Linked DNA regions of Homo sapiens: region 1 is linked to region 2. A link is a contact called in ENCODE Hi-C or POLR2A ChIA-PET data. All regions are on one chromosome and are shown on one strand. The core of a region is the stretch at or near the end of the contact, and the rest is flanking DNA. Distances in the headings are between cores, read along the strand shown.

Evidence for each region. A loop is a pair of places that touch in the nucleus more often than their neighbours do. ChIA-PET counts read pairs that join two places held with the same protein, here RNA polymerase II (POLR2A). Pooled maps may share reads with other maps.
Region 1: a loop to region 2 is called in a map of PC-9, with 2.9 times the contacts of the local background. The contact joins two enhancer-like sites. A Hi-C loop is called at or near these places in 1 of 168 maps with a recorded cell type or tissue (PC-9) and 2 of 50 pooled maps. POLR2A ChIA-PET finds 5 or more read pairs at or near these places in 2 of 52 experiments (AG04450 and OCI-LY7).

What each region holds. Positions count from the first base shown.
Region 1 is chr5:72,139,765-72,144,294 of GRCh38, reverse strand. All of the region lies in intron 2 of MAP1B (microtubule associated protein 1B), which reads right to left. Among named protein-coding and RNA genes, the nearest start is that of MIR4803, 27 kb to the left of the region's middle. Within about 2 kb of position 2,639, at least 12 of the 41 ENCODE cell types and tissues checked have a DNase peak (open chromatin) inside an H3K27ac peak, as active enhancers do; they include PC-9, where a contact is called at or near this core.
Region 2 is chr5:72,064,951-72,069,258 of GRCh38, reverse strand. No RefSeq gene overlaps it. Among named protein-coding and RNA genes, the nearest start is that of MAP1B, 40 kb to the left of the region's middle. Within about 2 kb of position 1,423, at least 2 of the 41 ENCODE cell types and tissues checked have a DNase peak (open chromatin) inside an H3K27ac peak, as active enhancers do; they include PC-9, where a contact is called at or near this core.

The sequences.
Region 1 (4,530 bases), core at 1,390-3,889, 74 kb before region 2:
CTCCTTAGGGAAGATTCGGGATCAAGTCTCTCTCTCTCTTTTTCTTCTTTAGAGAGGAGGTCTAACAAGCTTAGTGACTAGATTTTCCAATCCACAGCAGATTCAGAACAACAACATAGAAGGAAGGTGTACTAGATTGAACAGTATTCCCCACAAATGTCCACGTGGAAACCTCAGAATGTGACCTCATTTGGAAAAAGGGTCTTTATAGAAGTCATTAGTTAAAATGAGGTCACACTGGATTAGGGTGGGAATCTTATTCAATGACTGAATAAGAAGAGAAAACACAGAGACAAACAGGGAGAACACGCCACGTGACACTGGAGGTAGATAATGGAATGATACATCTACAAGCCAAGTACGCCAAGTATTGAGCCTAGGAGTTCAAGACCTACCTAGGCAACAAAACAAGACCTTGTCTTTACAAAAAAAATAAATAAATTAGCTGGGCATGATGGTGCACACCTGTGGTTCTAGCTACTTGGGAGGCTAAGGAGGGAGGATGGCAGAAATCACTAGAAATGAGGAGAAAGGTATGGAACAGATTCTCCCTCAGTACCCCCAGAAGGAACCAGCCTTCGGCCTCTTGGAATGTGAGACAATACATTTCTGTTACTTACGCCACCCAGTTGATGATACTTTGTTATGGCAGCCCTGGGGAACTAACATAGAAGAGTACTTAGAAACAAGCACACTGAAGGTAGTTTAGAAAAAAACTACTGGCAGTGTGATATCGAGGGAGGATACCAAGACAGATATGTTTTTTAAAAGACATATGAATTAAAAAACCAGAGCTGGCATCATTCTGTCTGGTGGCAAACCGATACGTCCTCTCCAAGAAGACACTGCAAATATAAAGACATAATTCAATTGTGGATGACGTTCATAATGATGACCTTGAATTGGTTTTTAAAAGGCTGGATTCTGTTGAGGGTACTTAAACAAGGCCTCACTGTACTGCCTCACCCCATAGCCCTAAAAAGGAAATGTATTTGTTTGCCACTTGGATTGCACTAAATATTATCTTTTCTATTTGGCATCTCAACACGGCAGTGTATTCTTTTGTTACTAAATTATTGGGACTAACATTTCACATTTTCTTCTCTGGGAATCCTGATAAAATTATACAGCTTCTCTATGATACGTGCAAAGATGTTTCTACACTTAGTTGGTATTTGTCTTTCTATAGCAACTGCACACACTCACGCACACACTCACACACACACAAGAGAACACAACAGAAGAATCTATGATTAGAACTCCAGCATATGGACACCTATGCAATCAGACTTTTCACTATGGATTTCACACAACAACTAGAAAATCTTATTTTTGGAGAATGAACTATGAAGCTGGGCCAAGAATGATTATATCTTGACTTCAAATCACTTAAAAACTCTATGCCTCAATGCCACCCCTCATCTATTAAGAAATAGAATAAAAAACACAGTCGAAAATGTTTACGCACTACGGCCTATATAAAAATGACCCATAACAGTTCTGCTCCACTCTATTATTTAGCCCCATACCATGTGCTAGAGTCAATTTACTTTTTTTTTTTTTAATTGAAACTTATGCTGGAGAATTTTTCTTGTTCTACTTGGGGAGCACTTTTTTTCCTGAAAAAAAATCCCTTTTTTCTTTTATTTCATGTCTCCTTACTTAGGCCCAAATCTCCTTAAATCATCTTTTAAAATGAGAAGTATATAACTTTATGTAAATATATTTTAAATTGTCTTTTTAAGGTTTAACTTTACATTTGTTTCCACATAATTATTCCTCAGCGAGCTCCGGTCTCCTGGCTTAGAAACGCCTAGGTACAGTTTCCCCATCTCTTTCCTGGTGATCAAGGAGGTTTCAGGTCTTCACTGTGTTAAACCACATAGCGGAATTTTGCAGACTACCTGCCCCTCCTCCTTGCCTGATGAAATGAGGTGGATGTAGAAACACAGTCCCCCTCCACAGGCAGAGCAGATCCCATAGCACAATCCAGTCTGCACAATAAGCGACCGCCCAGGACTCCATCTCACAGGAAGATCTTAAATCACTCCCTTCCACTCTGGCTTTGAATGTGCTCCAATTCGCCTTCCACTCCCAGCCACCTTGGGGGAAGTAGGAAGAGTGAGGGTCACAGGGTGGGCACCAAGCCCAGATGGGGAGGGACACCAAACTGTCACTGGGTGGGGTTCCACAGGTCTCTTTTGCTTTTGCCTTGTCAGCATATTAGGATTTGGGGCTGGGGACTGCATTCCAGAAATAATAAAAACCACCCATTTGGAGAAACACGTGGCAGGGCTTTATAGCCTCTGGGCCTCTCTGCAGTGCTGTGCTGGGAGAAACAGGCAGACAGTGAGAGTTCCTTGCTCCAAGATGCAGGGAAGGTCAGCCAGAACCAGTGGAATGGGATTTGCTGTCGTCCCCAGTGTAATCCAGAATTAGGGTGGAAACGTTTGAAGGAGTATTTTCTCTATCTTTTTTAACCAAGCCTGTAAGTAATATGATATCACTGCCTTAGGCTTTTTTTTCTTTTTTTAAACCATGATCCTCTTGCAAACCAAACATACAATCGTCTCAGAACCTCTCCATATAAGGAATTTCCAGACAGACTGATTCTATGCAATATTTCTTGGGCTTAATGGAGAAAGTCATTCTAGGGCATTGTCCAGCTTTCTGAGTCATGCCATCAGGGTACTGAGAGGCTGGCTCACCCAGGACAAGGCCTGGCCTTTCTGAGCCTCAGGAAAGCCATGAGTGAGAAAGGTCACTCCGAGGCTACTGATCCCTAAGCAATGCATTTATGATTTCAAGAGACCCATTCAGTCCAGAGACAGGGCTGGTCTGACTATACAATACCCAGCATGAAGGCTCTGAATTCAGGACTTTCCATGTCTTTTCTAACGTGCATCAAAGGCCATTAAAAACCTGCTGAAGAAATTAAAGACTTGTAGCTACTATTAAGCTCCAACCACTTAAATCCTGCACTGGTGACCACTGGTCAGCCCCACCAGCCATGCTCAGATGTGTGTCACGGCACCAGTGTCTCTGCAGAGCAAAGGCAAAAGGGAGGGGAAGAGAGGAGAAATGGGAGGAAAGAAAGAAAGAAGCTGGAGGGCAGGAGAGGAGTAAAGCGTGGACATGTACCCCAGGAGGTAAAAGAGTTTGAGGTGGGAGTGAAACTCTGGGTGCAGGGAACGGTACCCTATACTGGCCTGGTCAATGCTCCAGAAGACACAGACACCAAAAAAAGCAGATGGAGTCGTGTGAACGTGGGAGGCTGGTGGGTATCCATGGGCAATGAGTGGTCTGGAAGCTGTAGAAGAGGAGAATGGTGCACCCCCAACCCCAAAAGGTTTCTGTCTAGAATGGTTTTATTGGGCGGTGATCCTTTGATTCATAACGACTCATACCCTGAGATGGGGATTCAGACAAAAAAAGAAAAATCCAAGATGGACGCTAGAAATAATACCAGGTCCACTTTGATCTTGGCCCTTTTATTTTTTCATGTTGCCTAAAGTTGGTGATTTCATTCATCTGCATAGGTGTAATAGGATTGCTTCGATAATCACAGTTTTACCTCTTTCAGATGCATTCTTCTTGCTGGAAAACACTGGATATGTGTAAATCTCCTCTTTTAACATGTTCCTCCCACGTTATTTTTGTCCCAGTTTCTGTCACAATTAACTTAATAAAGAAAGGATCTATTTTCCTTTCCCATGTTGCTGAAAATAAATTTATGAGTGATACTTAATAGTTGTCAGGACATGCAGCTGTTTTTCTCTCCCTTATGCGCACCTCTTCAAAAACCTCTATACCAGTGTTCTTCAAATGAAGGCTGCAATACTTTACTGTAGCATGAAATGGTCAAAGCCAGTGTTTCTTAATAGTATAGAATAAAACAGACTAGAAAATGTCATAATGCATTGCAGATAATAAGGATAGGCATTGTTTTGTTAAACTTTTGTTTCAATTTTAGATGTATGCATGGATCAGCCTGTATTTTCTATACCATGGTTAAGGTAAAAGAAGTTTGTAGGACAGGTCCTGTGGCTCTTGCCTATAATCCCAGCACTTTGGGAGGCTGAGGAGGGCAGATTGCTTGAGCCCAGGAGTTCAAGACCAGCCTGGGCAACATGGGAAAACCTCGTCTCTACAAAAAATACAAAAATTAGCTGGGCATGGTGGCATGCACCTGTAGTCCTAGCTACTTGGGAGGCTGAGGCAGGAGGACTGTTTGAGCCTCTGGAGGCGGAGGTTGCAGTGAGCTGAGACCGCGCCACTGCACTCCAGCCTGGGTGACAGAACAAGACCCTGTCTCAAAAAAAAAAAAAGTTTGTAATACATCCTTATACAATATATGTCTGAATATGTTTGTCTTTAAGGTTAAAAACTAAAGTCCTCTGAACTGGGCTTTTCTTATGTATCAGGTGTACAGGATAAAGATCTGCTGCCTCTAAAGTCTCAATTTTAAAACCATCTCTACCACAGATGGGATGAAATTTAGTCTGATGGTAATTTCAAACTTAGATTTTT
Region 2 (4,308 bases), core at 174-2,673:
AATTGGGTTATTTATCTTTTTGCTATTGAGTTATAAGAATTTTTAAAATGCATCCTATATACAAGTTTCTTATCAGATCTGTGATTTGGAAAAACTTCTCCCATTGTGCAGATTGCCTTTTCACTTTCTTGATGATGTCCTTTGAAACACAAAAGTTTTTAATTTTAGTAATATTCAATTTATCTACTTTTTTCTTTTGTTGCTTGTGCTTTTGGTGTCATATTGTAAGGCTCCATTCCCAAATCCAAGGTCATCAGCATTTACCCCTATGTTTTCTCCTAAGAGTTTTATAGTTTTGGCTCTTCCATTTAGGCCTTTGATCCATTATGAGTTAAATTTTAGATGGTTAAGAATAATTTTTTTTTTTTGAGACAGAGTCTCACTCTGTCACCCAGGCTGGAGTGCAGTGGTGCGATCTCAGCTCAGTGCAACCTCCGCCTCCTGGGTTCAAGCAATTCTCCCTGCCTCAGCCACCTGGGTAGCTGGGATTACAGATGCTCGCCACCATGCCTGGCAAATTTTTGTATTTTTAGTAGAGACGGGGTTTCGCCATGTTGGCCAGGCTGGTCTCGAACTCCTGACCTCAGGTGACCTGCCCACCTCGGCCTTCCAAAATGCTGAGATTACAGGCATGAGCCACCACGCCTGGCCAAGAATGATTTCTTAATATACGTCTGTTGACTGTTGTATAATCAAAAGAAAGATCAAGCTAAGTTTTATTACTCATTCAGCAAATATTTATTGAGGACCTACTATGTGGCAGGTTCTTTTTAGGCATTTGGGATACAGCTGTGGGCAAAACAGGAGAGCCCTGCTCTTAGGAAGTTCTAAGAATAGTGGGAGACAGATAGTGGCATCATCTCAGATACAGCAGGAAATGCTGTGAAGAGAAAGTACAACTTGGTTTCAAAAAGTTTGGCCTGGGGACCTGATCCAGTCTGGAAGGCCAGGGAAGGCAGCAACCTGAAGAGGGAGGAAGAGGGAGTGAGGCAAGTGTGGGGTGAGGGGTAGGAAGAATGTTTTTAGCAGAAGAAACACCACACTGAGTGAGAAAGGGCAATGGGAACAAGAAAATTAGAGACGCAGGCAGGGGACAGAATCAGGAAGACCTTTTATTAAACCCTTCCTGTATTCCCTTGGAACACATGATCTGTCCCCCCTCACACTACCGCACACAAACATCTTTCTAAGCTCTTTTCTGTGCTGCATTATTTTAAAGAAGTTTTATTCCAACCCTGGGAGGCAGGGTCATTATGCATTCCTTGAATGAAGAAATCTTTGCCCAGGGAGGTGAGGTGACTGAATTGTAGGCCCACCCAGCCAGCAAGCAGAGAAGCCAGTTGCAAACCCAGGGCTGTCCAAGCCCACGCCCTGCTCATACAGGTCTGCTGCGCTGCCTCTGCTCAAGATGAGTCATCCTCCAGGGAAGCTCTGAGGTTGAGGTTTAGGAAAGAGCAGCCTTTATTGAGATATTTTAGTCAAGAATTCTGAAAATACTTGTCTGGAAGAGAGACTAGAGCACACAACTTGGGGCTAGAGTCTTCCGGCTGTGAAAGCATGAAAATGCCAGCTGCCCTACCGGTTGTTAGGGAAAAGCCTAGTCACCCTCAATGTCAGGAAGCCAAGCTTAATTGTTCCTTTTATGCAAAGAAGACATATTCTAAGATAAAGTTTTCCGGAGTCTCATGGCCTCAGCTTGGTGGTCACAGTGGACTTGAGGGGTCCATGCTTCTCTGGAGGTGCCTGATGTAAGATCATTCTCGGCTTACTCTGAAGAGTTCAAAAGCTGGACCTCAACATCATGTCACCACATGATGGTCCTTGCCTTGACCAGAGTGATTGATTCTTCTGGTTAAAGAAAACTAATAAATCATTTTATTTACTCTACTTCCCAAAAAGCACTACAGCCCTTTAAGGGACAGTGTTGCTGGTGTGGGTACGTGAATCTCAACTCTGCAGGCATCTGGAGAAGACTGATGGCACAGGAAACCCTAAATGCAGATGATATTTCCCACCTGATTACCCAGAAGCAATCAGCCTGGTGTGGCTGTACAGCCTTGGGCAGCTAAATGTCCTCCTTTGGAAGTTGCAGGCTTTTAGATTTCGGAGTCTGTCCAGCTGGAAGCTCAGGCAGAGATGATAAAGCAGAACTTATGGTAAAGCTTTATGAAAAGTAATATCCTAAAAGTAGATGGGGAAAGTTGCTTATCTCAGACTACAATGCTTCTTGAAATTTCTGTACATTTCTACCCCCACCCTGAGCCAGCCCTTCTCTGCTTATCTGTGAACTTGAAAATGAGACTAGGGATAAATTGGCCTCAGCGATGAGCTTGTGCTCTTGGAGTGTATGACTAAGTGCAAAGACACTTGTGGCTCGTGTAACTGGGTCTTACCACCTCATTTCTCTATTCCAGCTCATACTCTTATGTCTTAATCTATTTTGCTTGACAAAAGGCAGTGTCACAATTTCAAAATGCCGAGGGCCAGGCATGTCATTTTCATAAATGATTGAAATGGGCTAGGAGTTTTGCAAGAAGAAGCAGTACAAACAGAAAAACTGGAGATTCCCTCTCTAGAAGGGGCAACAGCTACTCAGTCCCAATTCATTGTTGCCATGCAAAAATTGGGCCAGTGTTGGAAGACATTATCATTTTTTCAAAAAAGCCAGAAATCCTTAATTTTATTGAACATTTTTATATTTAAAGCAATGTGGGGATCAGGCACACTGAAGGCTTATAGGCTACCAGCTTGCAATCTCTGCAGAAGAGCGTGGTGCCTGCAAACACAGACTCTGGAATCCAATTAACTAAATTTGCATTCTGTGTGAACTGTGGACCTTGAGCAAATTATCCAATCTTTTATTATCATCATCAATTAAAAATTCACCCATTGAGATGTTTTGAGAATTAAACGTGGTTAGCAGAATTCCTGACCTATGGTAAATTCTCAATAAAGGTTAACTATTCATATTCTACTTTGAGTTCCTTTGAAAAGACAATCTCCATCCTCAAAGAGCAGGTTTGCAAAGACTCCTAGTGCTGAAAACTGCCCAGCAACAGGCCCTGCTGGGAGTGTCTGAGCTGTAAGCTCAGAAGAGCAGCCGCTTGCTTTCCTGCAGCTCATCCAAGGCCAGAAACCCAGCCCCTCCCCCACTAGGCATGCCCAGAAACTATAGATCCTGCCTTAATTACCAGCAATTAAGCCGCTTCAGCCTGCAATACAGGATCAGGCACTGCGCCCTGGCCTCCTGAGGACCTTACAGGAACACGGCTCAGCCCTTCCAGATCCTCCCTTACCTCCAACCATTTATTTAATCCCTGGCCACCCCTACTCCCTCTTCAAACCTCCCTGGTGTCAGATACACACTGAGCCATGGAAACCTGAGGACCTTGGGCAAGGGTCCTTCTTTAGCTGCATTCTAACCCTCTGCATCCAAACAGGCATTCCCAAGAGCAAACCTCAGCTCACAGGAATCTCTCTGGATCACATGAGAGATGGAGGCCCCTGTCCTTGCCAGTGCATTTTCTTCATTGGCTAAAAAACATTTGTAAGAGGAAATTTTCTTACATCAGGGAAAGGAAATAATACATTTACTCAAGTGGGAAATAAACTTGAGAAAAGAAAAACAAAAGGCCTTCTAGAATGGGAGAAAGGCAGACTAGCAGAGGCAGAGGTGTTTCCTTATTTTTTAAATTTTTTATTTATTATTTTAGAGACAGGGTATCTAAAAATAAAGAGACCCCATTTTAGAGCTGGGGTCCCCAGCTTGGATGACAGAGCCCAGGCTGGAGTACAGCAGCACAACCATAGCTCACTGCAGTCTCAAACTCCTGGGCAAAAGGGATCCTCCCACCTCAGCCTCCTGAGTAGCTGGAATTACAGGCATGCCCTGCTGCCACACCCAGCCACAGGTATTTCTTTGAAAGAGGACCCTCTGCAAAAATTGAGTGAGTTAGTTAGGGAGATGCTGGGGGAGGTAGCCATTCAGACAGTTCTCCAGATACCTGTGCAGACTTTAAATAGCAAAATGGTAAGAACACCAGGGCTCAAACTTGGAGATCCATTTTAGTAAAAGCATCTCTGGGTTTGAAGCATTCTTGGACACAGGCAGGTAGGAGAGGCTGGAATAAGGAAGGCTGACTTTTCCCTTCGCCTTTGAGTTTCACATCTATGGCACAGTCTGAAACAGCTAGGAAATCTCCTCTACCAGCTTTTGTTTGCAGCCTTGGTCTCAAGGCGGCTTTTCCTAGCCCCTGGGGAGACTAGGCATGTGGCTTACACCTGCTCTTGGCTCTGGGGCTCTGAGGC